2 separate regions of the Homo sapiens genome follow, and region 2 is linked to region 1. Evidence: chromatin loops called from intact Hi-C (ENCODE). Cell type or tissue: transverse colon. All regions are shown on one strand. Each heading gives the region's core, and the rest is flanking DNA. Links, peaks and the distances in the headings are about the cores only.

Region 1 (15,625 bases), core at 3,545-11,544:
CTCCCCTTCCCTACCTCCGCCTCCCCCTCCCCTCCCCTCCCCTCCTCTCCCCTCCCTTCCCCTCCCCTCCTCTCCCCTCCCCTTCCCTTCCTTTTTTTGAGTTGCAGTTTCCCTCTTGTTATGATTTCAGCTCACTGCAACCTCCGCCACCTGGGTTCAAGTGATTCTCCTGCCTCAGCCTCCCAACTAGCTGGGATTTCAGGCATGCGCCACCATGCCCAGCTAATTTTGTGGGTTTTTTTTTTTTAGTAGAGACGGGGTTTCACCCTGTTGGTCAGGCTAGTCTGGAACTCCTGACCTCAAGTGATCCACCCACCTCAGCCTCCTAAAATGCCGGGATTACAGGCATGAGCCACTGCACCAGGCCCTCCTTCTCAATATTTCTTAGTTTTCATTTTTTTCCTTTCATAGACAATCTTCATTCCCTTTTTTTCTCATGTCACTGAGATGAGTCCTTATCCCATGTCTCTGTCTAGAGCCAATATGTGGCCTGTTGACCTCTCTTCACAGTTGGATGGGGAGCCATCAGAACTTCCAGGGTTTGGACTAGCTCTGTGAGAACACGCTATTAGATACTCCTGGAGGGAGGTGGTTAAACTTAAAGGAGGTTCAAAATTCATTGCCAGGACCGGGCGTGGTGGCTCACGCTTGTAATCTCAGCACTTTGGGAAGCTGAGGCAGGCGGATCACCTGAGGTCAGGAATTCGAGACCAGCCTGACCAATGTGGCGAAACCCCGTTTCTAATAAAAATACAAAAATTAGCCGGGTGTGGTGGCACATGCCTGTAATCCCAGCTACTCGGGAGGCTGAGGCAGGAGAATCGCTTGAATCGGGGAGGCGGAGGTTGCAGTAGCCAAGATCGCACCATTGCACTCCAGCCTGGGCAACAAGAGCAAAACTCCCTCTCAAAAAAAAAGAAAAAAAGAAAAAAAGAAAAAAAAAATTCATTGCTAGTGGAGGATCTGCCAGAAACAAGGCTCAAGAGACCTAGGGTTCAGTCCTGTTTCCCTTTCAAAGTCAGCCGCCCTCCCTGGACTCTTTAACTGAGAAAGGAATGAACTGGATCAGCTGTTGACCCCAACATTGCCACATGACTCTGCAAAACACCCATCACACTGTGGGAACGTGAAATTCTCACTAACGCCCATTTCACAGTGTCTTTTGCATCAAAAAGGTTTGCAGAGATTTTTCTTTCCAGATCACATAGTTTCTCACAGATCCTGAGTGTTTCACACTCAATTCTTTTTCCTGCGTTGACAACCAGAGGAAGCACATCTGCGCAAGGCCGCTGCAGGCCTGGGCTTGGGTCTCGGTTGCCAGAGCAACCAGCAGCTGCAGGTGTGCAGGGCCGGCCCGCAAGCCGCTTATTTGCCTGGCGGGGAGACCTGCTGACAGATGCTATGGCCGCTTGGGGAAAAGAACATGTTGAGCCGGTGATCCCTTCTCACCCACTCCGAGACTTTTAAGTTTACAAAGTAGCTACAGGGGATTGTCAATCCCCAAAAGTGGGAGGGAGAGGGGACCTTTTGGCCTTACTCCTGTTTGGGACATTTTCTTTCCTAGATTTTGTCCTATTTACACCTTTTTAATTGCCAGCATTTTTCTGGAAAAGCCAGAGAGGAGAATAATTTGACTGTGGGAAGGAAATTATTTGTAAACCTTCCTGTAGAATCTGTCCAGTCTCTCTTTGGTGTTACTCTTGTAGTCCGGATTTTCGTATTTTAATGTGGAGTTTTATAGTCTATTGAGTATCTCTCCTTTTTGCTACAGGAACGTGTACCAGTGGGCAGCAACCTGGGGGAGGCTGGTTAAAATGCAGATTCTGGGCTGGGCGCTGTGGCTCACGCCTGTAACCCCAGCATTTTGGGAGGCTGAGGTGGGCAGATCACCTGAAGTCAGGAGTTTGAGACCAGCCTGGCCAAGATGGTGAAACTCTGTCTCTACTAAAAATACAAAAATTAGCTGGGCATGATAGTATATGCCTGTGTAATCCCAGCTACTTGGGAGGCGGAGGCAGGAGAATTGCTTGAACCCAGAAGTGGGAGGCTGCAGTGAGCCAAGATCACACCACTGCACTCCAGCCTGGGCGACAGAGCAAGACTCCAAAAAAATGCAGATTCTAGGGCTCGGTCTCAGCATTACTGAGACAGTCTTGTGGGAGTGAGTCCAGAAATCTACATTCTAAATAAACAGGAGGTCATCTGATTTTTTTTTTTTTTTTTTTTTTAAGATGGAGTCTCTCTCTGTTTCCCAGGCTGTAGTACAGTGTTGTGATCTTGGCTCACTGCAACCTCCACCTCCTGGGTTCAAGCCATCCTTCCACTTCAGCCTTCCGAGCAGCTGGGATTATAGGCATGCGCCACCACACCTGCCTAATTTTTGTACTTTTAGTAGAGACGGGGTTTCGACATGTTGGCCAGGCTGGTCTCGGGTTCCTGACTTCAGGTGATCCACCTGCCTCGGCCTCCCACAGTGTTGGGAGCACAGGTGGGAGCCACCGGGCCTGGCCACTCATCTGATTTAGTTGGACCCAAGACCAAAGTTTAAAATCATGTTAAGAACTGGGTATATATTGGCCAGTAACCTCGGCATTTTAGGAGGCCAAGGTGAGAGGATCGCTTGAGGCCAGGGGTTTGAGATCAGCCTGGGCAACATAGAGAGACCTCATCTCTCTAAACAATTAAAATAATTAGCCAGGTTTGGTGGCATGAACCTGTAGTCCCAGCTATTTGGGAGGCTGAGACCAGAGGATCAATCGGGCTCAGGAGTTCCAGGCTGCAGTGAGCTAGGACTGCGCCACTGCACTCCAGCCTGGGTGACAGAGCAAGACTCTGTCTTAAAAGAAAACAAAAACAAAACAAAAACACAAACTGATGGAAAATGAAAGGAGAATGACACTAATATTGTTCACGCCACCAAGCTTTCCTGCCCACTCCTGCAGGTGGGCGCTTCCCTGGGCACATGTTTCTTGCCTGTCCGAAGTCCTTCTCCCTGACTTTGGGAATAGCACCCCAATTTAATTTTGGAGAGTCATCCATTCAGCCCCCACTCCACGTGGAGCCAGTGGTGGGAGGAAAATCACTGTGCCTGCAACCCACCCAAGCCAACTCCTCTGTCTCAGAGGTCATTCCTTCTCTTTTCTCCCCGTTTCCTCCCCCTCTCCCTCTCTTTTTCCTTCCCTTCCTCTTTACCTCCCTCCCTTCCTTCCTTTCCTCCTCCTTCCTCCCTCCCTAGAGTTTGGGTCCATCTCTGTTGAGTGTCACCAGAGAGCTCTGATCCCATAGGTGCACAGTCTGCGGGGCGCTGTGTCTCGCTGAAGTGGGCTGTCCCTCTCCCAAGTGAGGACCATTGCGCAGCCTTAATTATTTCAGTCTTTCATTGGGGAATAGGGTCTGATCTCATAAGAATTTACCCAGGACATATTGAGACTCTGCCTCTAAAAAACAAACAAACAGCAAATAAAACTCCCAAAAACTATTGGCAGAGGTAGAAATAAAAAGTCTATTGAACAACAACAACAAAAATAGACCAGGTGTGATGACTCACGCTTGTGATCCCAGTACTTTGGGAAGTTAAGGTGGGAGGGTCCCTTGGGACCAGGAGTTCAAGACCAGCCTGGACAACACAGTGAGACCCCCAGCTCTACAAAAAAAAATTTTTTTTTTTTGAGACGAAGTCTTGCTCTTGTTGCTCGGGCTGGAGTGGAATGGCACGATCTCGGCTCATTGCAACCTCCGCTTCCTGGGTTCCAGCAGTTCTCCTGCCTCAGCCTCCTGCCCAAGTAGCTGGGATTACAGGTGCCTGCCACCACGCCTGGCTAACTTTTTGTATTTTTAGTAGAGACGCGGTTTCGCCATGTTGGCCAGGCTGGCCTTGAACTCCTGACCTCAGGTGATCCACCCGCCTCGGCCTCCCAAAGTGTTGGGATTCTACAGGCGTGAGCCACCGCGCCCGGCCAAAAAATTTTTTAAAAATGATTAGCCGGGCATGATGGCATGTGCCTGTAGTCCCAGCTACTGGAGAGACGAGCAGGAGGATGGCTTGAGCCCGCCAGTTTGAGGTTACAGTGAGCTATGATTGCATAACCTGGGCAACAAAATGGGATCCCGCCTCAAAAAACAACAACAAACCCCCAGAAAACAAAAAAAACCCTTTCCTTGGTTCTGTCTACGGAGGTGACATTTATCTCCTACTCTGAATGATGGCTCCCTCAGACCCCTCATGGAGCCCAAGAGCATCCAAAAGAGGATCAAAAACTTCATCTGGCACCAGTTAGACCAGTTCCTGGTCCACTACATCAAGAAACTGGAAGTGCTGCTGATGGGCAGTGAATCTGACTGTGCAGGGACCGCTCGCCGTGCCTCCTCCAAGAACCAAGAACCGCAACGCTGTTTCGGGAAGAGCAGCCCAGCTGCCGTCAGAGTCAGCAATCCCAATGCTGGGCTGCCCCGCCAAGAAAATGAATGGGCAGCCATGTGTACATATTATTTGTGTTTAAATAAAGCCATAAAATCTGAAAGAAAAAAAACAAACCAGGCGCGGTGGCTCATGCCTGTACTGTAATCCCAGCACTTCGAGAGGCTGAGGCGGGTGGATCACCTGAAGTCAGGAGTTCGAGACCAGCCTGGCCAACATGGTGAAACCCCCATCTCTACTAAAAATACATAAATTAGCTGGGCATGGTGGCGGGCGCCTGTAGTCCCAGCTGCTCAAGAGGCTGAGGCAGGAGAATAGCTTGAACTTGGGAAGTGGAGGTTGCAGTGAGCCCAGATCGCATCACTGCACTCCAGCCTGGGTGTCAAGAGCGAGACTGTGTCTCAAACAAAAACGAAAACAAAAACAAACAAAAAGAGTGAAGAGTATGCTCGGGCTGTCTAGCATTGTAGAAGGGCACCTCCACTTTGGAGAACTTTCTTTCGGCTGCCTTGTCTCTCTCTTCTCTCCTAAGTGGACCAAGGGACAGGCTTCCATGGCTTTCTTCCAAGCTAGAAACACCAGCAGGTCACTACTCATGTTGTGTATTTAGAAACCTTATTTAAAAAACTGGATTGCAAAGTAGAGAGTAGCTCAAAGGATGAAGCAGTTTTTTCCCCAATGGTTTTTGTGAGTCTATTACCAATGGCCTAATTTTGCTTTAATCAAAGGTTTTTATGATGCTAACTGATGATGTCTAAACACAAATAAAGGTTTTGTTTTGTTTCTGAGAATAGTGGCTTAAAAAATACTAACATGGAAAAATAATGGATGATTTTGCTGATAGTAGTACTGTTTGCAGATTTGTTTGCAGTACTGTTTGCAGATTTGTTTGCAGTACTGTTTGCAGTTTTATGGTGAAAGAAAATAATTTAGCAGCTAAGGCGAGTTTGTGCCTTGCCTTAGCACATGGTCACTTACGAACTGTGCGGTGTGGGTCTACACCTAGAACTTTCCCTCAGAACAGAGATTTAACAATTAGATGACACTCAGGAAGCTTCCTTTAAACAAGCAAATATTTCCAGTTGACAACAGGAATGTAAACACGACTCCAATCAGTGAATATGCTGAAAGCTCTTTCCTATCTGCGGTATTAGCTGTGCTCAGTGGAGAGGGTAACGTTTCTTCCTTTGTCTCCTCACATACTCATCTCCAATTAAATTACTTACCATCAATTCATAGACCTTTAGGGCTAAGCTAATTTTTAAACACTGACAAAAATTCTACAAAGAGCATCTATAAAACAGGTTGGGAGAGTGTCCTCAGAAGTTGAACCTAGAACCATGTCCTGGGTAGTATTCTCTGCATTGCCTTGTGGGGTCGTGTGTGGGAAAACATTCTTTTTTGTTTGTTTTTTGAGATGGAGTCTCACTCTGTCTCCCAGGCTGGAGGAGTGCAGAGGTGCGATCTCGGCTCACTGCAGCTTCCGCCTCCCTGGTTCAAGCGATTCTCCTGCCTCAGCCTCCCGAGTAGCTAGGATTACAGGTGCCCACTACCACACCCAGCTAATTTTTGTATTTTTAGTAGAGACGAGTTTCACCACGTTGGTCAGGGTGGTCTCGAACTCCTGACCTCAGGTCATCTGCCCGCCTCCGCCTCCCAAAGTGCTGAGATTACAGGCGTGAGCCACCGTGCCTGGCCACACGTGGAAAAAACATTCTGATCTGGCTGGGCGCGGTGGCTCACGCCTGTAATCCCAGCACTTTGGGAGGCCGAGGCGGGCGGATCACGAGGTCAGGAGATCAAGACCACCCTGGCTAACACGGTGAAACCCCATCTGTACTAAAAATACAAAAAAAAAAACAAACAAAAACAACAACAACAAAGAAAACATTAGCCGGGCGTGGTGGCGGGCCCCTGTAGTCCCAGCTACTGGGGAGGCTGAGGCAGGAGAATGGCTTGAACCTGGGAGGAGGAGCTTGCAGTGAGCCGAGATCGCGCCACTGCACTCCAGCCTGGGCGACAGAGTGAGACTCCGTCTCAAACAAAAACAAAAACAAAAAACCAAAACATTCTGATCCATGAACCTTTGGATTTCTCTGGGAGGAAACAGGTCTCTGCTCCAGCACTTCGCACTTATTATGGGGCTCTTGGGAGAAGGCAAGAGGGAGAGATGGAGGATGTTGGTCTCCATGCAGGATCACGGCTGCCGGGCACGGTGGCTCACGCCTGTAATCCCAGCACTTTGGGAGGCCGAGGCGGGCAGGTTGCCTGAGCTCAGGAGTTCGAGACCAGCCTAGACAACAGGGTGAAACCCCGTCTCTACTAAAATATAAAAAATTAGCTGGGCACGGTGGCGTGTGCCTGTAGTCCCAGCTACTCGGGAGGCTGAGGCAGGAGAATTGCTTGAATCCAGGAGGCAGAGGATGCAGTGAGCTGAGCGCCGCCTGGACGACAGAGTGAGACTCCATCTCCAAAAAACAAACAAACAATAAAAAAGATCACGGCTTCTCTGGAACAACAGCTCAAGCTGTGTGTGTGATAGTTAACTTTATGTGTCAACTGGGAGGGTGTTTTTGTATGAGATCAACATTACAGCCAGGCATGGTGGTGCACACCTGTAATCCTAGCTACTTGGGAGGCTGAAGTGGGAGGATTGCTTGGGGCCAAGAGTTTGAGGCTGCATTGAACTATGATTGTGCCACTGCACTCTAGCCTGAGCAACATAGCAGGATCTCATTTTATATTTAAAAAAATCCCAAAACATATTGGTAAACTCTGAGTAAAGCAGAGGCCCTCTCTAATGTCGGTGGGTCTCATCCAATCAGTTGAAGATCTAAGTAGAACAAAAAGACTGGCCTTCCCAAGCGAGGGAAGTTATCCGGCAGAACGCCCTGGGACTTCTCTGCACCTTCCGCTCTCCTGGGTCTGGACTGTGCTGGCCCACGCCTTGGGTTTAGGACCTGCCAGCCTCCACAATCACGAGCCCATTCCTCAACGTGAAACTCTTCCTCTCTCTACACACATCCTGTTGGTTTTGTTTCCCTGGAGAACTGTAATACAGCATGTCCCGCTGATCCTGGCTTATTTGTACCAGATCTTAGACTTTCAGTCAAGGGGCCCTCATAGATAAACTGCTTCAATCTTCCAGGAAACCCCTATACCAAAAACTCATGCTGCTCGGCCCGCCTCTCAGCGCCTTCTTGGTGTGCTTGGGCGCCATCTAGTGCCTACCGCAGGCACTGCGATGACCTACCCGCCTCTTTCATCTCTATCATCACCGGTTTAATTCCTTAAGCACATATTAGTAGACCTCCATATTCGTGTGCATCATTCGCTCTTCTGTTCGCTCAACAAACATTTAGCGAAGGTTTGTTTATGCACAAGGCATTGCCACAGATGCAAGACCGCCCAGCAGGTGGCTTCTCCCCTTTGTGGAACTCACAGATCAGCTGGAGACAGGGAATAAATGCAGATTACAGTCAGGTGAGAGCAGGGCCACGCGGAAAGCATGATAAAGAGCTCAGGAGCTAAGGGGGTGAGCAAGGGGGACTGCGGGGAGGGCCACTGTCGATGCAGTGTTTACTGCGTTCCAGGCGTGGAGTGGGCTCTGGACACACAGGGGTGACCGTCACTCCCCGTAGCAGCATCCAGCCTGCTGGGGCCTCCTCTCCCCTGCTTGCATTCGGATTGCGCTCTAGGACAGTTCGTGATGGTCCCCAGGCCACAGCACCGAGAATGACTTCCTTGCATTTGCCAGAGTGTGGCAGTGGTTCTTCAAAAATCAGGCTCTGCACTTGGAAGCTCCAGGCGAGACACTTGGGCTGCAGCTCCTGAGGGCTGCCTTGCTGGGAAGGGGTGGGGACGTCCCGCCGGGGATCAAGGTGAAGGTGGGTGTGTGGCCGGATCCCTGCTTGTTTCCTGCTCCCTAGGGCCTAACTCCTCACCCCTCACTCTGCTGAGAATTGATGAGGAGGAAACAAGGGGAAGGCTTTGGGTCCTCGTACCCCTGTTGTCCAGGCTCCCGCCCCGTTCGGACGACCAGCGCTTCCCGGCTCCCCGTCATGCTTCCCCATGGGACTCCAGTCAGCAAGGATCCCGCTGAGTTCACACGTGCTCAGGGAGTGGCCCTGAGACTTGGGTGCTCCTTCCCATGAGGCTGACTGTGCTGGCGAAGCCACTGTAAGCCAGTAGTAATGATCACTCCGGGCCTACTGTGTGCTAGATGCTGAGTGCTGTTACTTAAGTCACCTCTAACCCTCTAACCTTTTTTTTTTTTTTTTTTTTTTTTTTTTTGAGACAGAGTTTCACTCTTGTTGCCCAGGCTGGAGTGCTGTGGCACAATCTCGGCTCACTGCAACCTCCGCCTCGCGGGTTCAAGTGATTCTCCTGCCTCAGCCTCCTGAGTAGCTGGGATTACAGGCATGTGCCACCATGCCCGGCTAATTTTGTATTTTTAGTAGAGATGGGGTTTCTCCATGTTGGTCAGACTGGTCTTGAACTCCCGACCTCAGGTGATCTGCCCGCCGCGGCCTCCCAAAGTGCTAGGATTACAGGCGTGAGCCACCGCGCCCGGGCAGTCACCTCTAACCCTTCTAAACCTTTCTAGGTGGTGTTCTTGTTTCACACGGATGTGGCAATTGGCTCAGAGGGTTGAGGTCATTAACAGGAGAAGTGAGGCGGGGGCGGTGGCTCAGGCCTGTAATCCCAGCACTTTGGGAGGCCAAGGCAGGTGGATCACTTGAAGTCAGGAGTTTAAGACCAGCCTGGTCAACATAGTGAAACCCCATCTCTACTAAAAATACAAAAGTTAGCCGGGCGTGGTGGCGCGCGCCTGTAGTCCCAGCTGCTCGGGAGGCTGAGGCAGGAGAATCGCTTGAACCCGGGAGGCGGAGGTTGCAAGATCACACCACTGCACTCCAGCCTGGGGGACAGAGCAAGACTCCGTCTCAAAAAAACAAAACAAAACAAAAAAACCCCAGCAGAAGTGAGCATGGAGCTGACTGAGGTTGGCCTGGTTCCAAGTCCCTGTCCTCATATACCCATTCCTGCTGCCCAAGCAGGCAGTTGTGGTGGATGGGAGAAGGCAGGGGGGTTCCTTGCGAGCTTATGGCTTCTCTCTCTCTCTCTCTTTTGAGATAGGGTCTTGCTCTGTTACCCAGGCTGGAGTGCAGGGGCACCATCATAGATTGTTGCAGCCTCCAACACCTGGTCTCAAGTGATCCTCCCACCTCAGCCTCTCGAGTAGCTGGGACTACAGGCATGCACCACCATGCCCGGCTAATTTTTAGATTTTTTGTAGAGATGGGATCTTGCTATGTTGTCCGGGCTGGTCTTGAACTCCTGGCCTCAAACAATCCTCCCGCCTTGACCTCCGAGGTGCTGGGATTACAGGCGTGAGCTACCATGCCTGTATTGCATCTCTTTTTTTTTTTGAGACGGAGTCTTGCTCTCGTCAACCAGGCTGGAGTGCAATGGCGCAATCTCAGCTCACTGCAGCCTCCACCTCCCGGATTTAAGCGATTCTCCTGCCTCAGCCTCCTGAGTAGCTGGGTTTACAGGCACGTGTCACCGTGCCCGGCTAATTTTTGTATTTTTAGTAGAGACAGGCTTCACCATGTTGATCAGGCTCGTCTTGAACTCCTGACCTCAGGTGATCCACTGCCTCGGCCTCCCAAAGTGCTGAGATTACAGGTGTGAGCCACTGCGCCTGGCCACATCTCTCTCTAGAGACCTCTCCACCCTGGGGACAAGCCTGAGTCTCGGCCCTAAGGAGGGGCTTGCACCGCCTCACCCACCCATTCCTTCGACAGATCTGACTCCATGCCAGTCACTGAGGCCTAACATGGGTTGAGGGAGACCCAGGATTCTTCTTTCTGAGAATCTTGCCATCTATGGGGGATGTCACCATTATCCAGCCCTAGTCTATCATTCACAGGTGAGAAGACTGCAGTCAGGGAGGTCGGGGGTGCTGAGCCCTGGTTTCCTGCTGTGGGGTACATCACTGTCATTCCCCCCGGGATGAAGTGGCATCTGGAATGCCGCCTTTGAGCTGTACTTCTGCCTTCCCATGTTTATTCCTAAGCTCTGCCCAGTGCTTCTCACAGAGTGGGCATCTCTTAGACGTTCCAAAATTGTGGACGACTGTGCAACACAGTCTCCTCTGGAAGGGCCATGTGGACCGTGGGAATCGAGTGACGTCTGGTCTTCAGTGTGGGAGCTTCCTGGTTACAGGTGGCCTCCTCCTCTTAGCAAGACAGGAGCTGCGTGTGTCTTCCGATGCCCAGATCCTGCTCGGATAGCAGCGCTCCCTGTTCCACGAAATCCTCTGGCGAATCAGACAGTGGGTCCTTGATAAAATCAGTAACACGTGCCCCAGCTCTCCCCGCCGGGACCGCAGTAAATCTTCACATTTTTGCCACATCACTGCTTCTCTGACAGCTCAAGATGTTTTTCTGCTTCTGAGGATCCCTTTATTAAAAGCCTTGGAGCCCCACGGACGTGTTAAGCAGTGCTCCCTCTGGCGCCTCCCTGCCTTGCCATTTTCCCAGCTCAGCTTTTGCCTCTCTGTGTCTCCCACAAGCTTTCCACATCACTCATTCTGACATTTGAAAGTTTCCAAGCTTGTTCTGAAATGCTACAAACACTGCCATTGTTATGTGCCAGGCTTGGAATGCTGAGAATCCCAGGACGCTGGAGATGGGGCTTCGAGCCTTGCAGGGGAGCTGAGCAGCTGCACAGGGCCTGGGGATGTGGGTTGAGGACGAAGGCTGCTCCTGTTCCTCTGTGGACCGCACCAGGTCCAGTGGCTGCTGCCTTCCTGGCCTTCCTCCATTCCCACTGCACCAGGCCGTGGTTCTGTGCTTCCCACAGACTCACTCCAGCCACTCCATTTACTGAGGAAAATCACCCCTCTTTCCCACATTGCATGATTTCTTCTGCTTGGAGATAGGTCTGCTTGCTTGTGACAGGTTCTTTAGTTTTCAGGAGACGATATCAGAGAAAACAAACCTTGACGTGTTTGGGTTTTGGGTGTCCAGCCATGAGGTCTGTCTTCCTACAGCTTTTTTTTTTGAGACGGAGTCTCACTTTGTTGCCCAGGCTGGAGTGCAGTGGTGCAATCTTGGCTCACTGCAACCTCTGCCTCCCGAGTTCAAGCGATTCTCCTGACTCCAGCTCCTGAGTAGCTGGGACTACAGGCACATGCCTCCATGCCTGGCTAATTTTTGTATTTTTAGTAGAGACGGGGTTTCACCATGTTGGCCAGGCTAGTCTCGAACTCCTGACCTCAGGTGATCCACCCTCCTCAGCCTCCCAAAGTGCTGAGCCACTGTGCCTGGCCTGTCTTCCTATAGTTCTTATGCTAGCTGAAGTGCTGTTTTCATTAAGATTCATATCCAGTTAGCTTTGCCCACAGGTGCTATTTTTGCAGGTACGCAGCGCTCTTGCAGGCCACTGGGACCTGCTGGCGTCTGGAGTGCCGCCTTCCAGCTGTGCCGCTGTCTTTCTGTGCCTCTTTCTCACAGAGTGGGCCCCTTTTAGTTTCCAGCACTCTGAATGATGGCGCAAACACTGCTGTACCCCAAATCTTCGGTGGCACACCACACTCCAATTCTGCTTTAGCCGCACAGGTTTCAGCAAGACACCCTGCCGGTTTCATTTTTACTAGTTGTTCCCAGACTTTTGGATTCGTAGGCTAGAAAACTGAAAACAACAGGGTAGACATAGGTAATCAAGTGTTATTTTGCCTAGTGAAGACATAAACAAAACCAAACAAAATGATGTCTACAATCACAGGCACTCTCATGTCCTACAACAAAGCAGATTTAAACGCCAGAAAAGTAGGAGGAAGAGAATAAAACCAGAGTGAAAGACAGCGCTTGCCAGGAAAGGACAGATCTCACGCTGACAATTTCACTGCGGAGGGATGGAAACGTGGCCGAAGCCCAGCAGCTGTTAGTGAGCCAGCATTTCATTCATTCATTATTTATTTTTAGAGACAGGGTCTCACTGTGTTGCCCAGGATGGGGTTCAGTGGTGCCATCACAGCTCCACTGCAGCCTCAGACTCCCAGGCTCAAGTGATCCTCGTGCCTCAGCCTCCCGAGTAGCTAGGACTACAGGCATGCGCCACCACACCCAGCTGATTTTTTTTGTTTGTTTGTAGAGATGGGATCTCACTATGGTGACCAGGCTGGTCTTGAACTCCTGGCCTCAGGCAATCCTCCTGTCTTGGCCTCCCAAAGTGCTAGGATTACAGGCATGAGCCACCTCACTCAGCTGAGCTAGCATTTCTGAATCTTGGGTCTATGATGGAAGCGGAAGGCGGCACTCCAGACCCCAGCAGGTCCCAGTGGCCTGCAAGAGCGCTGCATACCTGCAAAAATAGCACCTGTGGCCAAAGCTAATTGGATATGAATCTTAATGAAAACAGCACTTCAGCCAGCATAAGAACTATGCCACTGCGCCTCAAACTTTAACGTGTGCGTAAATTTCCTGTGGAGTCTTGCTAAAATGAAGATTCTGAATCCTTAGGTCTAGACTGGACCCAGGATTCTGCCTTTTCACAGCCTCCCAGGCGAGGCTGGCGTTGCAGCTCCTTGCTCCATGCTCTGAGTTGCAAGGTCTACTCTACACGATGCCAAAAGCAATCTTGTGGTTCAGTCATGTGAGTGAAGAAAAAAGATTAGGTAAAATGATTATTTTGTATCATGCAGACAAAAAAATCATTTTTCAGCTAGATTCTCTGCTATTTCATACACATGGCCAGAGCTGACAGAGATTGCCAGTGGACTACTGGAGATTAAAGGTGGTAATGAGTGAGGACCCTCTTGACCGCTTGTGTCTGTAAGGATGGTGAGTGCTGAACAGCCTCCAGCCTCCAGCTCCAAGCCCAGCACTAGCTTGACCAAAAGTGACCAGGGGTTTAACAGCCGGCTTCCTGAACTCTACTGGTCTACCAGCCACCTGCACCCCTCTCCCACTCCCCCTAACAAACTCAAAACCCAATAAAACAAAAACCAAACGGATGTGTATTGGGAATCAAATGTGGCAGGAAGGGCCCTGGCAGAGGCAGTACTCCGAGGTGAGGAAGCCATGATTGGGTCAGCCTTAAACATTCCTACCATTCTGCCAGTGTCCAGGCTGCTGATGAAATCCTGGGCAGGTGCAATGATGCACAGGTGTCCTGGGGTGAGGTTGCATGTGTGTTAGGTTGGGTTGAAGACTGAGGAACAGAAGGGGCGGGTCAAATGGTTGTGTGAGAGCGTTGGCAGGCTGTGTTGACTGAGACCCGCAGTGAGAGGTAAGTTTTTGTGGTTTACAAATTTTAATTTCAATTTTTTTTGAGATAGGGTCTCTCTTAGTCACCTAGGCTGGAGTGCAATGGGGCAATCACCGCTCACTGCAGCCTTAATCTCCCAGGCTCAAGTGATCCTCCCACCTCAGCCTCCCAAGTAGCTGGGATTATAGGTGCGCAATATCATGCCTGGCTAATTAAAAAATTTCTTTTTGTAGAGACGAGGTCTCATTATGTTGCCCAGGCTGGTCTCAAATCCCTAGGCTCAAGCGATTCTCCTGCCTCAGCCTCCCAAAGTGTTGGGATTCTAGGTGTGAGCCACCACGCCTGGCCGAGGGGGTGTTTGACATCTTCACTCAGCACACACATTTACAGGGTTGATATCCATTTGTACAAAACAATACTTAGTTTTACTGCATGTGACATATTCTAATTAAAAAAAAAAAATTCTAGGCCAGGCCTGATGGCTCACACCTGTAATCCCAGCACTTTGGGAGGCCGAGGCGGGTGGATCACCTGAGGTCAGGAGTTCGAGACCAGCCTGGCCACATGGTGAAACCCTGTCTCTACAAAAATACAAAAATTAGCTGGGCGTGGTTGTAGGCACCTGTGATCCCAGCTACTCGGGAGACTGAGGCAGGAGAATCGCTTGAACCCAGGAGGCGGAGGTTGCATTGAACCAAGATCGCACCACTCCAGCCTGGGTGACAGAGCAAGACTCTGTCTCAAAAAAGAAAAAAAAAAATCTAAAATGCTGGTTCTGATCTATTAAATTGATTTCAGGTCCCACGACTGGGCTGTGACCCAAAGTGTGACAAATGCAAATTTTGGAGGCCTTTTCTCATATTGGTAATATATGAGTCTTTGATCTCTTACTGTGGGAACTCAGGTGACCTCAAATCTAAGAAACCTAATTTACGAAATATACACTTAAAATTATGATTTCTTCAAATTCTACCCTGGAAACGCTTAGTGAAGGGATTTTTGCCATCTATTTCTTTGGTAAATCTCAGAGCATCTAAAAAAAAGATTAAGTGGACAAATGAGTAAATTAGCCTATCTACAAATATGTAAGTCCTTGGATGGAAGTTTTTAGGACAAATAAATTTAAAGAAAAGCATTAGATGTTATTGGTAGGTATAGTCCAAGTAGATATGAATAAGAAAATAGTTTTGAAATTAAAATTTATAGTATTATTGGTAGGTGTAGTCCATGATATTTCTGAAATTTAATTTTATAGCAACAGGAAAACATGAATGATTTACAAACAACTTTTGAATATATCAACAATGGAAGTGATAAAAACATTAATATTTACTGAGTCATTATATGATATGCTGTATTGAACATTTTATTTATTTATTTATTTATTTATTTATTTATTTATTTGGGATAGAGTCTTGCTCTGTTGCCCAGGCTGGAGTGTAGTGGCGCGATCTCGGCTCACTGCAAGCTCCACCTCCCGGGTTCACGCCATTCTCCTGCCTCAGCCTCCCCAGTAGCTGGGACTACAGGCGCCTGCCACCATGCCCGGTTAATTTTTTGTATTTTTAGTAGAGACGGGGTTTCACCGTGTTAGCCAGGATGGTCTCAATCTCCTGACCTCATGATCCGCCTGCCTCGGCCTCCCAAGATGCTGGGATTACAGGTGTAAGCCACCACGCCTGACTGAACATTTTGCTTTTAATTTAAGTTTTTTTTTTTTTTTTTTTGAGACAGGGTCTTACTGTCACCCATTCTAAAGTGCAGTGACCTGATCAAGGCTAACTGCAACCTCAACCTCCCGGGCTCCAGCAATCCTCCCACCTCAGCCTCCCATGTAGCTGGGATTACAGGCGCAGGCCACCATGCCCGGCTAATTTTTGTATTTTTTGGTAGAGACAGGGTTTCACTATGTTGCTCAGGCTGGTCTCG
Region 2 (15,625 bases), core at 4,320-12,319, 380 kb after region 1:
CTGGCTACACCTCCAAGGGGGAAAAGGGAACATCCCTGTCCCTCAGGTCCCAGGGCTCCGTGGGACCCAGGACCCCCGAACAGCCTGCAACCCTACGACGACGGCCTGGCCATGCTCCAGCAGCAGGCAGAGGCTTGGGCCACAGCCACGTACTGGCTCCTGCTCGCTGGGTTCACCTTGGTGACCAGAGGGCACTGTGACCGCCCATTCTCCTCCCTCCCTTCCTCCTCCCCTCAGTGCTTTATGGACCTGAGTTTCTGGAGCTTTCTCAAAACCGTGGACACGTTCCCAGTGGAAATCATGACATTTTCCGTTTCACATTACGCACTCCACAATGCCCCAGGAAGGGAGAGAGAGAGGGAAGGAAAATAGGGCCTGGGAGCCAGCCCCTCTCTGTCTGCAGCCAGGGCTGCTCGCTGCTCTGTTTATCCTGGAGTCACCTCCCTCCCGAACTTGACAGCCAGTGCCCCAGTGTTTTCTTCTGCAGTCAAAGGCCCCGATGAATAGGTGAACTGCCTTTTCTATCTGCTCATGTGGCACATCTGGATAAAGGCGTGCCTCTCTACTTTGTTGTGTTTTTTTAAAACTTTACTTTCCACTGCCATGGTAACTGCTGCATGTTTGGCAGAGGGAAAGAGGAAAAAAAAAAAAAGCTCGGAGAGAAGAAAAGGAGCTCTCAGCGCGGGGCTGGCGGCCGTCCAGGGTAATCATGCCGCAGAGCTGAAATGAGGCCTCTGGCGGGCAGCCAAGTTACAAAGAACAAAGCTGTCAGTTCCTAATGTTGGCGGCAATGCTTGTTTGGCACCCTTATATGGTTTCCCAGAACTCCCTGCCTTGGCCGCCTTCCATTCCCTTCAGGGCAGCAAACAGGATTAGCACAGCTCCGAGTTGTTTTTCTCCTCTCTCCTCCAACTGTTCCAATGACATCATCCCTGCTGCATTCATTTGCCAGCAGGGTGGTTTTTTTCTCTCTCTCTCCACCTCCCTCCTCCCTTCCTCCCTCCCTCTCCCTCCATTTCTCTCTCTCTCTCTCTCTCACACACACATCTCTACTCCCACTCACTTCCTGTAGCCTCCCCCTCGCCTCTGACTTTCTTTAAATGCAATGTTTTAGGTCATTCTTCTTGTCCAGCTTCTCTGTTAAATTAAAAACACCCTAGTGCTTGTACATTTAGCTGAATCAAGCCAGACGCTGTATTTTATTTTTATAACTGAATTCCTGTGAGATAAAAATCTCATTTTCCTTAGTAGGCTGTAATCAGCACTCACAGGGATGTGGTTTCCAACTGCCCCAGCTCGTGCTTCCTTATGAAGCTCCGCTGAGAAATGAACTTGGCTCCTGTTCAGGTTTAAAGGGCCCGAGGCCGGTCACACATTGCTCACTCATACACACACACACACACACACACACACACACACACACACAGAGGATGTGCACACAAAGACCATTATACATGTATGCACACACACATGGACACACGTTCTTGTCCAGGGAAGCCCCTACGGTTCCACACACGAAGAGCAAAAAAGTATTCCCTGAGACAGACAGACACACAATCAGTACCCAGTGTCATTCTTCCCCTTTCCAGGAGGAAAATAGGTGAATAAGTCAAGCTGAAAGCTGCTTCCGAAAAGACTGTTTTAAACTAGCAGGCAGGCCAGCGTTATGCAACTCATGGCTAGGTTCATTAAAGGAATCGAGGTTTGCCGACTGCACAAATGTTCCCCTGCCTGCCTCCGCCCCAGCCCCTCCACCCCACCCTGCTCTGATTCATGAACTAGTTTTCAGATTCATGAATCACTCGGGAGCCAGCAAGAGAAAAATGAGTAGTATTGATCTCATTTCAATTGAAATGGGCTCATTAAGGCCATGCTGGCTGTGGACGGCCTTGCACGACAAGACGCTGGCCGGCGTCCGAGGTCTGCAGGCGGGCGCCCGAGCCTGCGGGTGGGACAGGACTCCTTGGGTGAAGCCTCCGCGGAGGGTGCCCCTTCTTATTATTATTAAATGGACACAATATGATCTACTGGTACAAGGGACTCTGGCTGCACTCCGCAGCCCTCGTTGGGCAGGCCGGTTTTCTTCTTTTTGTGTGGCCCGTTTATTTTGTTATTTTTTTTCACAGTTAATGGAATCTCAGTGCAGTTTCGCTCCTGGATTTCTGGTGACTCTTAAGGACTACCTGAAGTAGGAATTCACCTTCTGAAACAACTGGCATATCTTGGGGTTTGTTTGTTTTAACGCAAACAAGGAGCTTTTTACTCTTCTCCCTCCAGACCTCTGCCTTGCCACCCTCCTTGTACCGTCTTCAGCGAGAAGGACTAGGGGCTAGGAACCATCTAGACTTGGAGTAATCTAATTTATGTGGGGAAAATTTCTCCACCAACTGGATGGCTGCCTTCACGTGGACACCGGTTTTATAAAACCACTCTTTCCCTTCCCAAATGAGAATAATGGTTGAGGAAGCAGCAACAGAGCCTGGGTGCAGAGACATCACAGAGGGAGGCGTTAGGCCCCTGGGGCAGATGTCGCAGAGGCCGCCCACGAAGGAGCTCTCTTCTCTCCCACTGCCTTTCCTCTCCCCACTTGAGTTCCAGCTCCCTCTTGACACGAGCTCCCCTCCCCTTTCCAGCCCTTCGCCTTACACTTGTCCTCATGTCTGGGGAATCTTTTCCTCTTCCTCTCTACAACACCGGTTGGGCACCGTGTGTGAGCAGATCAGGAGAGGCTATTAGCTTTGATTTGCAGCTTCCAAATGGATTTTTGCATGGTTTCTTCCTCCAGCTCCTTCCACCCCCACGCCAGCCCTGGGAGATTAAAAACAATGGACTGGACACATGCTTTTCAGAAAACCCAAAAAGCTGTCAACCAACACCACAGAAGGATTCCATCCTAAGAGGCATACTTTTGGATCCAAGAGTTTAGAAATGAGATTCTTATCCATTGACTTCAGAGACACCGTCATGCATTAGACGCATTTCCCTTGGCAGGGATTCGACGAAGTGACCTTACTCCCCTTTGTTCCTGCAGTGCCCGGAGAAACTGGGAATGACCCAAAGAAGGAAAAGGAAGGTGTGTTTGTGTGAATTTCAATCAGCAATTGGTTCAGAGTCAAGAAGAGCTGTTTTGCCTTCCGTGAGGTCTGTCTGAAGGTGCCTTTCAGCTCTGAGCTGCCCGAGCATTCTTGGGCTGAATCTGCAGTCAACCGGAGCCCTAGGCCTGCCGCTCCCCCGTGGGTTAAAATCACTCCCACAGATTTGCTGGCTGGCCTTAGAGCAAATGGGGATAGTGGGTTGGCTCAGGTTTTGCATTAACTCGTCTGATATTTTCCACTGCAGCCTCCCATTCTGTGATAAAGCTAAGTTGCTAGGAAAGCTTTATGTAACACCCACCCAGCCTCAGCTTCTCAGAGAAGCAAGTGTTGTTTCCAGAGTTCCCCATAAACCTGGCAGCACATCAAAACCTCTGTTTCATAACAGACTAGAAATAGGATTTTCTAATAACATTCCAAGGACTGGACTTATCGTGCAGGGATCTGCACTTTTATGAATTGTTAATGGTTAACTAAACAAAGACCCCCAGCATACCCAACCTGCTATCTCTGGGGTCAGGATGGGAAGGGAAGTTGGAAGAATGTGGTTTCTACATCCACAATCTGTTGGTTAGTGACCCAGGGCCCTTTTCAAAGAATTTGCTCAATAATCTCAAACATATTGGAGGATCTTATTCATGTTTTTAAAAAAGAAAAAACTACCTCCTTCCTGCTTCTCCCTTCATTCATGGAGAATGTGGTTTCCTTTTATTTTGTTGCCAGACACACTGACAGTTATGGATTTAACCCCCAGCTTTCCTCTGGGAGAGGGCAGCTTTCTTCCAGACACACCTAGATTTGGGGGATCCAAATATCTTCATGCAATAGACAAACCACACATTTCATACTCCCCTCCCAGAATCGTGGGTTGACAGAGTGATTACAGAGAGAAGGGAGCATGAGGTTGCCACGTCCCTCCTCCCTCACACCCATGTGCTCCTCCCGAGATGCGGTCCACCCCATCTCATCCGATTCTGGTTTAGATTATCACAGGGATGGGAGTTCCCTCGAAAAGGCCATTTGCAGCCTATTTAGATGTCACTTAAGAAACTTCTTCCTAGGATTCCAACGGCATGTCCCTTTGTTCCGTGTCGTCACGTTGTCCCCGCTGGCGTGGCGGTTCCTCCCTTCCTGGCTCTTCCCTGCCCTCCTTGTGCAGTAAGCACGTGGGCATCACTTCAAAGCAAAAGGAGCCCTTGTCCATCACTGTTGAGGTGAGGAGGACCATCACCAAAGCCCCAGGACAGGGTAACTGTGGAAGGCAGGGGCTCAGCATTAGCAAGGCTGACCTTAGGGACAGCCTGATGGCAGGTAGCTGCCTCTGGGCGAGCATGAGCTGCCTTAAGAGGATACTGTTGTGTGGGCTCTCCCTCACTCCTTCCTATGACCCCCCATGCCCTCAACATTCTTCCCTGGGTGCGCTCTCTGGGCTCACCTGGACAATCCATGGGAGCACCTCATTTCCCTGACCAAGACCTAAGCTTTCGTCCAGCTAGAACTGCTCTGCCCCTTCCCTGCACGGCCCTCAGCTCTGCGCACCCTGTAATGTCCCTTTTTTTCAGCTTAATTATCATCTCTCCCTCGCCCCAATCTCCTCAAATAATTCTGCTTGGTAAATCTCTTCTAGCTTCTTGCTTTGGAATATTGGCTCCCAGAGGTTCCAACTGTGGCCTTTCCAGGGCAGGTCTTACGTGGTCATTTCTTCCGTGGCTGTCCACATAATTTCCTCCATCCAACTGGCGTTTGCAACATCTTCCCATTTAGTTTCATTTGAATTTGATTTACCAGTTTCTTACCCTTTCTTCTGGATTATTAGTAAACATGAAAAAGGAAAGGCTCCCCTCTCACCAGGGCTGTCCCTTGTGTCCAGCTGAGCCCTCAGGAAGAAGCCCCATTCCCCATGACCTGCACACCAGCCCTCGATGTGAAACGACTCCAAGGAAACTGCAGTCAGAGTGGGCTTCCCTCACCAGGCTGAGATTTCATATCCTTGAGATCAATTTAGTGCCTGGACACCTGGTTGCTATGGGGATGGTTGTCATGAAAAACACACCAATCTGTAGAGAGATATAAAATGGATCCCGGTGGTACACACTCGGGCATTAGCTTTGAGAAATGGCTTGCTGCTTATCACTTTCTTTTGTGGACACAGTGCCTCTGCTTTTCAAATTCAACCTGGGTGACCTTCTTAGAACCAGGCCAACACAAATCCATTTTCAGTTATTTCCTAAGGGACAATCAAGGGCTTCCCCAAATGCCAGATGCCCCCTGTCTTCCTGTCCCGAGCTGAGTCAGCTGAGAAGAAGAGGACATTCTTTTCTGGCACGGTTTGTTCTTTACTGACTGCCATTGATCCATTAGCAAAACAGCAGGCAGAACAAAAATACTGACCCTGACAACGCTTCAGATCAGGTGGCTCCGATGAGTGACAGATGTTAGCAGGAGACCTTGGATGCACTGCCCAGTTTGCAGGGGCAGAAGCTGAAAGGGACACCAGAGACCAATTCAGGACACAGCATAAACCTGCATCAGGACTGGGTGATTCAGCAAGGTGTTAGCTCAGGGCTGGGTAATTCAGCAAGAGACACTGAAAAGATGTATAGGGGTGTTCATTAACCTTACCTCCTCTCCCTCCACATTCTCAAAACTTGCATTTGGTTACTACTTGCTGAAGGTCTGTTTCTCCCTTGGTCTGGCTTATTTGCAGAAACCAGTAAAACATTTCATGCATCTCTCTTGGGCATAGACCTAGACTCCACGGCTCTGGAAGGGTAAAGGGGCAGACACTGGTTCATTTTGCAATTCACAAAGAATAGCTGGAGGCCTTCTGACATTTGCTCGGGGTAAGGGTTGAAAGAGTGGTTTGGTGTTCCGATTTTAAGCTGTGCCATTGGCTAAGTGTAACTTGGAGTAGGCAAATGGGGAAAATTAACTACAGCAATAGTCACGTTAGGAATGCAGGCAAGGTCTACCTCTGAAATGGTTCCTAGCGCTAGTGGGACTCCCTATCTGAAAACCTGCGTTAAATACATTCTTTCTTTTTGGGGGAATATGTCTGAATTCTTAAAAATGGGTCAGAACTTAGTCACTGACTTGGTGTTTCATCTTCAGCAATTCCTTTGACTACTCAATGCCTCAATGTCCTTCTTTATTACCGAGAGAAGTGATTTTGCTTCTGTTTCATACCAAAAAGAGTTTTAAACATCTTTCGCTTTGGTCAGTCCTATCACATTGCTGCTGATAGTGGAGGTAAAGACCAGACTCAGATGAATGTAAGAATGTGAGAACAATGAATGCATTTATCATGCACAATGTTAGTATAAGGTGCTGTACAATGTTAGAATGTGTTCTTAGTACTCCCTGTAGACTGAGTGGTTATGAAGTCCCGCCGTGGTGTTCCAAATTCTTCAGCTAGTTCCACTAACTACACTGGGCTACTGTTATTTTGACCTCTCATTTGCATATCTTCAATTTCTCTAAATACTCCTTTAACCCTTCCTTATCAATAGTTTATTGACTGCATCCTCCCAATCATTCTTACCTCTTATCTTTATTTTTCTCATTTAAGCTAATTTTTTAAAAGCAGTTTAAAAGCTCAGCTAATTTAGTCATTTCCCTTGCAACACCCTACTCCTTCATTAATGGACCTAGTTTCTCTTTTTCCACACTTTTCCCCCGGCACACACACACACACACACACACACACACACACACACAAAAGCAAACATGTTTATAAAAACACACCTTCTTCCCCTTAGTTACTTTGGCTGGCATTAAATCATTCCGCCTTTTTTTTTTTTCTCTCCTGCCCCCATATTTTTCCTAAACACGTTAACTTGGCCTTGGTGTTCTTTCTCATTCTCCTCCCCCTGTGTCTCCATTTCTTGAACAACTTCAGGAGAGTGTTGCTCTTTTGATTTTTTTCCCCACCCTAGCCCAGCTGAAAGCTCAGGGAACACTTCTTGCTTGCTATTTTTTATCCTGTTTTCATGGGACCTGGAGTCTCAGCCCTGCAATTATAGCCTCTTTCATGTTATCTTTCTCCCAAGGCAGCAGCTCACATCCTGGCAAGTGACACAATGGCAGTGTGGGTCTTGACTTAGCTTTCATACCTTTTGTTTCAGAATGCAGGATTTCCTTATGGTTTGTTTGGGCTTTTAAAAAAGCTTATTTACTGATCCTGAGAGGTGCCAGATTTACAACCCGGAAGAATAAAGGCCAAGTTTCTATGTGCCTGGAAATACTCCATCATGTCCAGGCCACTGTGATGTTTTGGGCCAACCTAGAGGCTGATTTGATGGCTGTGGGTTCTACCCTGTTGTCGCCAAAGAGGGGCTGCAAAAACAGTCCAGACCACAGCTCACTGTGCCTCGTGTTGCAAAGAGAGGACAGGGTGAGGAATTCAGACCAGGATAATGTCTGAAAATGGGGAGAACGCTGATTACATTTTAAAACTACAGTCTTGTTTATACTCTGGTAGTCAACACTAATCATTTATTTGTTTAAATTAAGCTCCCTCGCCTTAATTAAAATTTGCAATGTGATTTTTAAAAATTTATCCAACTGTGTTTAAACCTCACATTCCTAGATTTTGTACCAAGGCCCTATCTTTATACAATAATTTCAATACAATACAGCATTTTCCCAAACAAATACTTAAATGGAGACATGAGGTCTTTTTAGGAGAGAGGATATGTGACCTTCATGGTGGAATCACAGACGGGGCCTTAAGCATGAGGACGTTGTAGGTTTACTCAGTAATCTCCAACCAACGGTGTCTGTTTTTTTTCCTTGAGGCCAAGGGTAACGTCGTTGCCTGAGAAGCACTGGAGGAGAGGCAGGAACACAGATTTGTCGAGAGCACTTACATGTGTGCACACACCGTAACAAAGGGCAGGCTTGTTGTACGGCCACATCACGGAGCCAGGGGACGTGCCTCGGGAAGATGAAATGTCAGTACTGTCTCCATAGCACAGAGCCCAGCTCTATACCAGAGCAGTTACGGAGCTCGGGTCTGGGTGATTTCAGAGGCCCTGATCCGAGTAACTTTCCTAATAAGTCTGACGCTGTGTTCCAGATTTGTACTTTATGTTTACTCCTTGCATCAAGACAGTGTCTCTGGAAGTTTCTTTTTAAAACTTTTTCTTCCCCTCAGAACGCTACATCCTCTGCCTGAAGTGACGGTCTCAGCCAGCCCATGAGCCTTGACAGCGCATTGTTGGAGTTTGGAATCAACTGCCGCCTTTTCATGGATAACTTCCTGAATCTGCAGTTAAAATTTCATTTTTTTCTGGGTGCCCCGAGTAAAACACCCTCTGTTAAAGATTTATCACTTCCGCTGTATTTCAGCTGCCTGTGGGCATCCCTCAATGGTGAGCTCCGTGACAGCAAGGACTGTGTCTTTGTCCTCCAGATCACGATTCATGCTAAACACTGCTCTGTCCAGAATTTATTGTTTTGTATTTTGACGTCTCTGTCCAGATGTCTCTCTGGGATCACAGACGGAGAGCTCTTTGAGCACATGGACTTTGTCTTGTTTATCTTTATAGCCCCAGTGCTGAACAGACTGTCACACCGAAGGTGCTCACGGGCCTGCCGGACGATTGAAGTTGTACAACCTGCAGACAGAGGAGCTAAGTGTCCACACGGCCCTCCCTGCTCTTTCCATTCTATGTAGCTATCTTGCTGGCACCATTTACTCCTTTCTTTCTTTCTTTTTTTTTCTTTTCTTGAGACAGAGTCTCTAGCTGTCGCCAGGCTGGAGTGCAATAATGGCATGATCTCGGCTCACTGCAACCTCTGCCTCCCGGGTTCAAGTGATTCTCCTGCCTCAGCCTCCCGAGTAGCTGGGATTACAGGCATGCGCTACCACGCCCAGCTAGTTTTTCTATTTTTAGTAGAAACAGGGTTTCACTATGTTCACCCGGATGGTCTCGATCTGTTGACCTCGTGACCCGCCTGCCTCAGCCTTCCAAAGTGCTGGGATTACAGACGTGAGCCATGGTGCCCAGCCACTCCTTTCTTACTCCTTTTTAGTCCAGTGAAATCTAGCTAGCTTCTCCCTTACCCGTAATTGTTTCATTGTAACTTATTCTTGCTGAGATTACTAGAGCTATATTTAGACCTCCTAAATAGTATCATCCACTGCCTACAGTCCTTTGGACTGTATTCAGTTCGTGTGACCCCTCCCTCGCATGGAAACTCTCTCTTGCCTTAGTTTTTATGGCATGACAGCCTTATGCTTGCCTTCCTGTCGCAGAGCTCGTGTATCCAGCAATTATCGGTGCTCCCAAGGTTCCTTGTTCTTCCCCCTTCAGAGGTCTGTGCTCCTCAACAACTCTGACCCAGCCGTGGTTCCAACAACCATGCCAATGTGAAGGACCCTAGATTTCCATCTCCAGCAAGGACCTCTTTCCAGAGTGTTGGATGGGTATTCCCATTAACCTACTAGACAGCTGCATGTGGATCTCTCAGAGCCCCTTTAAACTCAGATCATCTTCCCACCAAAATCTGTCCTCCCCTCAACTCAGGACAAAGACCTCACTGTAGGAGAACAAAGGAAGTGGAAATCTAACAGGTGGCAGTTCACCTACAAAACCTTAGTGTCATGCAAGAGGGCTGTCCTGTGCGGTCATTCTCAGTATTGAGCCAATGTAATGAAGAAGCGTGTAGTGTGTGGTGGGCATTTTCCATTATGTTTTGGTGGCCCCACATGGCTGGACTTCCCAGGAGCTTCCCAGAGCTCCTGCTTTGGTTAATGGTGAGCATTTAGGCCAGACGGCCTTGCAAATATCTTTCCTACATGGGACACACTGTTGCAGCCTTGCTCTAAGGCATAGCCTGCCTTTTTTTTTTTTTTTGGTATGATAAAAGAAATATAGAATATTAATATATTCTCCCTGGCTTTCAAAGATTCCCAGTGCATTTTTCTAATACAGCAGCTATTTACATTATATTTTCTTCTTGATTCATCATTTTTGAATGAGGCCTTGTGGGTTTGAGGGCTGGTGAGAAATAGTGCCGGGGAGAGGGTGAGGAAGATTGCTTTAGATGAGAGGCACGACTGTAAATCTTGAAGTAAAATTATCTTTGTGAACTAAACGGTACCTGAATTTTATTCAAATGAAAAGCTGGGCAATTGAGTGTGATTTAAAATGATCACTGTTCTATACTTCAAATGCACTGAAACAGGTTTATTTTGCAATAACCTGGAGAACATATGCAAATTGAAGTTATATTGTTTAATCTGAAGAAGTGAAGGCTGACTGAATAATCGGACTGCAAGGATATGAAGTATTATGTTGAGGATATATACCACGATTTACCATTAAATAGTACACAAAATTAAAATGGACTTAAAATGCTCAGGAAATATGTATTGTTAGATAATAGAAAAGTTAAAATTTCTAAAAATAGCTAATGCTTCATGGATTTTTAAAGTTTTGTTTTGTTTTGTTTTTTTGTTTTTGAGATAGGGAGAAGATACTAGGGGAAAAAAGCAGATGGAAAACTTCCTTGTGGTTTTTCTGTAGTAGCTTAGAGTCTGTTCTAAGGAGCAGAGATTTCAGAGTATGGTCTTGGAAACCTTTGTGTTCTTTGTTTCTTGTAGACGCCACACGCCTCTGTCCCCTGGCCACAGAGGCTGATTTTGCTGTATCTGACATGGGTTTCTTGACCTGCTGGGAAGGCCCAATGTCTAATTTCCTGGTCTGCACCCTGCAGAAACCAGTGGAAATTAAGCAGCGATCGATTATCCTACCCCATCACACCTTTCCTAGATCAGATGATGCTGGCTGAGGCTTTGAAGTATTGACAACACACTCTTTTTTCTTTTTACACCTTTTCTTCAGAGGACCTGACTCATTCCCTGTAAAGGGAGGAATCACTGCAGAGACACCCCCTGTAGCCACACTGCACCCTTGCAGGGGCTGGGGGACGAGAAGCAGGATGTTGGTAGTGGTGTTGTTACCTCTCATGACACGAATCAGGCCCTTCCACCATACACTTCATTGAGGGGATTCTGAAATGGGGTCCTAAGGTTGCTCTGCTCTGAGATGGAGCGTGGAGCACCGCCTCGCACTGTTGCTCTGGGGTTTGTCTTTTGCCTGGGTCTAGCTTAGCAAGGGCAATGGCAAGAAGGGGTTTGGGAGTCAGGAGACTATTAATTCCAAGGGCCAAGGATTGGCACATCTTGGAATATTCCAGAAGTGTCCGCTCAGATGGCAAATATGGGGACAACGTTACCGGCCCTCCTTCCAGCAAGGAGGCTAATATAGACCCACTCACTGCTACCAACCACCAACTCTTGACCCTTGGAATGAAACAGTCTGTTAACTCCCAAACCCCTTCTTGCCATTGCCCTTGCTAAGCTAGACCCAGGCAAACGACAGGCCCCAGAGCGACGCTGCAAGGCAGTGCTTCGCGCCACTTTCATCAGGGAGGTGCCTGTGAGATTCTGCCTCGTCCCCATGACCTAGTTCATGCCCTCGATATGCCGGTGAGATGTGCAGGAGCTTCCTGAAGGGCCGCATCATCCAGCCTTTATTTTTGTACCTCTGTATGAGTTTTTCTCAACTCCTGCTGTCCAGTAGCCTCACTTAGGGAACCTGTAAATAATACCTATGCTTGGGCCCCACCCAAGACCCATTAAACTGGATTATCTGGGGAGGAAACCTGGCAGTGGTGCTTTTTAAAAAGCTCCCCAGATGACTTTAGTGTGCAGCCTGGATTGAGAATTGCTGGATCAATTGCTGGGGGAAGAGAGAGTTCTGTGCCAGCATATGAGTGGGTTTTCATAACACTAAGGAGCCTTACTGTGTGTAGGTGATACCTACACTTCAACCAGGAGTTCTGACAGATCAAGGACTATTGCCCTACCAGCTGGGGAGTGACACGAGAGAGGCATGGGCAAGGAACCAGTACAGGGAGCCCACTTACCTGGGAGAGCTGTACAAAGTTCACTGCAAAGGGTGAAACCTGAATTGTTTGCATTATGCGTGGGTCTTTGGCAGATAGAGATGGGGAGACAGGACATTTCCGCAGAAAGGACAATGTGCAGGCGTGATGCAGCATGATTTTTCAGGGGGACCAGAAGGTAAGTGTCAAAAAAGCAGACTCTGGGGCGTCCTTGTCCCTTTCCAGGAGCTGAGACCTGAGCTAGACACCACTGGGATGTGTCTGGAAGGAATGAACTGGTGGACACGGAAGCATTGTCTTCTCAAGGGTGCAGGGTGTGCCTGGAGATGAGGCTGGAGACAGCAGGAGCCCTGCCATGGATGGAATTCTGCACCACGTTAATTGGACTTTACCCAGTAAGCTAGAAGTTCTCACCTGGTTCAAGGATGAGGACCTATATTTAATAAGAAAAAACAAAATTATTTCAGACCGTCTTGTAGTAGTAGTAGTAGTTGTCATGGTACTTTAAGAACCATTGAATCAGAAAATGCATATAGACTAACAAATGACTCAAAATTTAATGATTTTTTAGTGGATTTTTTTTTTTGTTTTTTGAGACGGAGTCTCACTCAGCTGCCCAGGCTGGAGTGCACTGGTGTGATCTTGGCTCACTGTAACCTCCGTCCCTCCGGGTTCAAGCAATTCTCCTGCCTCAGCCTCCCAAGTAGCTGGGAGTACAGGCACGTGCCACCACACCCAGCTGATTTTTGTATTTTTAGTAGAGACGGGGTTTCACCATGTTGGCCTGGCTGGTCTCGATCTCTTGACCTCGTGATCCACCTGCCTCAGCCTCCCAAAGTGCTGGGATTACAGGCATGAGCCACCACGCCCAGTCTAGTGGATTTTAATTTTGATCACAACAGCAAGGTATAGGTACTGTATCTGTTTACAACATCAAAGGTTAAGAAATGTTTACCTTTTCTTATCTTTCTAACATAAATCATGACTGTTTTGAGCTCCTGATAGTAGATTAGAGTCTTTCTTAGGCCAGGTGTGGTGGCTCACATCTATAATCCCAGCACTTTGGGATCAGGCCTAGGCAGGAGGACCGCTTAAGGCCGAGAGTTTGTGACCAGCCTGGGCAACATAGTGCGATACCACCTCTAAAGAAATAAAAAATTAGCCAGGTGTGGTAGTTCATGTCTATAGTCCTAGCTACTTGGGAGGCTGAGATGGGAGAAGCCCTGTAGCCCAGGAGTTTGAGGCTGCAGTGAGCTATGATTGCACCACTGCACTCCAGCCTGGGAGACAGAGTGAGACTTCATCTCAAAAAAAAAAAAAAAGGAATATTCAGTAACATTTATTGGTGGTGCTGTTCACTGTGCTTGACACTTTATTGCCTTAGCATTTCACTCTCACCACCACCTTATGAAGTAGGTACTGCCATTTCCTCAGTATTACAGAGAGGAGGAGAGAGATTAGGTAAATACGTGGGAAAATCAGTAGAATTTGATGAACAACGAGATTGGGGGAAGAAGGAGGAGGAGGATGGTCCAGGATGACTCACAGATTCCAATTTAATAACTGAGTGGAGGGAGATGCCATTAACTGAACTGGAGTCCAAGGAAAGATTCTTCAGCCTTATCAGGAAGTTTATTGTCTTTAACCTTCCAGAGCCACTCTTTCCATTTCTATTTCTCTCATACATTTCTTACAAAAACATATAAATTACTCATTAGCAGTTAACCAAATTCTTAACTATTGATTAAACCAGACCCAGCCAAAGGGATAAAACTTTGACATTGACTGCTAAAAATGGATTATCTCGACTTCATTCTTTCCCTAGTCTTTCACCATGACCCTGATTCACTAGAGTCAGTCTTTAAATCAGCCTTGGAAATTGAAAGAGAAAAATCTATGAAGCTGGGCCTGTGCTTTGTGTGTGCCCAGTGTATTGGCTGTGCTATGGCCTGGCTTCGGGGACGCACTCCAAAGACTGGCTCTGTGTGGACTGGATTTCAAGCTATGCGACGGCATCTCACCCTTTGTCAAACACAGCTCTCTCACTCACTCTACAGCTGAGCTGAGGCTGCTAGGTGACTATGAACCAAATGCAATGTGCCAAGTTGCTTTTAAAAAACAAACCTTCCATCATTCATCTGAAAGGTATTTCTATGATTCCATTAGTCAATCACTTAGCAGATATGTATTCAATGTCTTTTCTGTGCAAGACATTGTGCTATATAAGTGAGCGAAATTAATAAATAAAATAGAAGGAGGTATAGTAAACAATTTTTAATCCAATGAATGAAAAATGGTGTCTAACAAATGAACATACATATAGGAACACTCATGCATGTGATATTGGAATTGGAGCTATTCTGGGACATCTTAGAGGTGACATTGCCGTCGGTACAAGGTGAGGGGTCCCTGAACTCTAGAGGAGCACATTTTACTTAGCTCGTCCAAGGTCTCACAGTGATGGTAATAGCTGTAGCACCCTTGCTCCTGTTGACTGACCCAGGACCTATGGCATCCCACTGAGTCCTCCCCTCCCCCACTGCCCCGCCCATATGATTCTGGGAGCTTCCAGCAGGTGGTTCATATGTGTTCACACACCTCTCTCCTGCAGCCCCTTGTTGACGCCGCTTGTTCATGAAATCTCCACCACTGTTCCTGTATCTGGTGCCCTCCAAATGAATGCTATTGTATGTGAAGAGTGGGGATCCCCACCCAGGGCTCCTCAAAACTGCCTCTTGGAGGGGCCCAATGGCCATCCTTCCTTGAGGCACTGGCCTGGAGCAGTGCTGTGTCTGGCTTAGATATGAGAGGCTGTTCCTCATCCCAGCTTTATGGGTCATACTGAGCTGAGCGCTTATGCCTTCTAGAAAGCAGTTGCTTCTACCTCTGCCCAGACCCTCAGCACAGGCCTGTCCTGGAGCAGAACCTGTGGTGCCCTGCATTTCCCCTGGCCCTGGACAAGACTCCCTGGGGCTGACTGTCACCATCACACAAATCATCTGAGGCCAACAGATGGCTGGGGTGGGGCTGGGCAGGGCAGGCTCCACGTCCCAGTGTAGGCCCAGCCTGAGCCCAGTATCTGAGGACAGTGGTGACTAGCAAGATCCGCATGCCGGGTGGCTGGTAATAAGAGCAAAACTGAATTCTCTCTGAGCAACAGTTGCTCAGAGAAGGCCCTGGAGGCCTGAGGCTGGCAAAGAGGCTTTGCAGAGAAGGAAGTACTGGAGCCTGAGGGAGGCCTGAGGCTGGCAAAGAGGCTTTGCAGAGAAGGAAGTACTGGAGCCTGAGGGAGGCCTGAGCCTGGTGCCTCCTGTACCCCCTCCTGAGCCCCTGCTTGCATGGGTGTCTCCTAGCAACTGTGCAGGGCACTGGGACACTTCAGGGCTCAAGTGGCGAAAGGCGCTCACTTCAGCCCCGTCTGTTTTGCCTGTTGCCTGAGGTGACCTTCACTCTAAAGTGCTTTTGCATCCTGACCAGCAGCCCCGGGCACAGCGGTCACCCCGGTGGAGTCAGCGGCACCATGAGAGGCGCTACCCAGGAACAGCTCTGTGCACCTTGACTGCTCACCGGCCAAGCCCAAGTCCCTGAGCCTGCTCCTGACACCCAGTCGGCTTGCT

What was found. A loop is a pair of places that touch in the nucleus more often than their neighbours do. Peaks named below come from ENCODE experiments on the same cell type or tissue, not always from the same donor. Only the 100,000 strongest peaks of a DNase experiment are listed, where the experiment ranks them.
Region 2: a loop joins it to region 1, with 6 times the contacts of the local background. A loop is called at or near these places in 49 of 110 quality-filtered maps.

The regions. Positions count from the first base shown.
Region 1 is chr1:235,086,025-235,101,649 of GRCh38, reverse strand. No RefSeq gene overlaps it. Among named protein-coding and RNA genes, the nearest start is that of LINC01348, 24 kb to the right of the region's middle. RefSeq lists enhancers at 7,610-7,769, 7,735-8,318. In transverse colon, for the core only: a CTCF peak has its summit at 7,658 (motif pointing left); DNase peaks (open chromatin) are centred at 7,629, 8,230 and 8,489.
Region 2 is chr1:234,709,521-234,725,145 of GRCh38, reverse strand. It overlaps LOC124904556 (a long non-coding RNA gene), which reads right to left. Exons shown (of 2, transcript XR_007066953.1): 2 at 7,567-12,441. It overlaps LINC01132 (long intergenic non-protein coding RNA 1132), which reads right to left and starts at 1,104. Exons shown (of 3, transcript NR_038856.1): 1 at 1,064-1,104. RefSeq lists enhancers at 1-197, 198-760, 1,325-1,887, 14,728-15,228, 15,229-15,625 and a silencer at 11,890-12,184. In transverse colon, for the core only: CTCF peaks have their summits at 8,500 and 8,702; DNase peaks (open chromatin) are centred at 7,175, 8,025, 8,685 and 9,315; H3K4me3 peaks cover 973 bases; H3K27ac peaks cover 6,199 bases.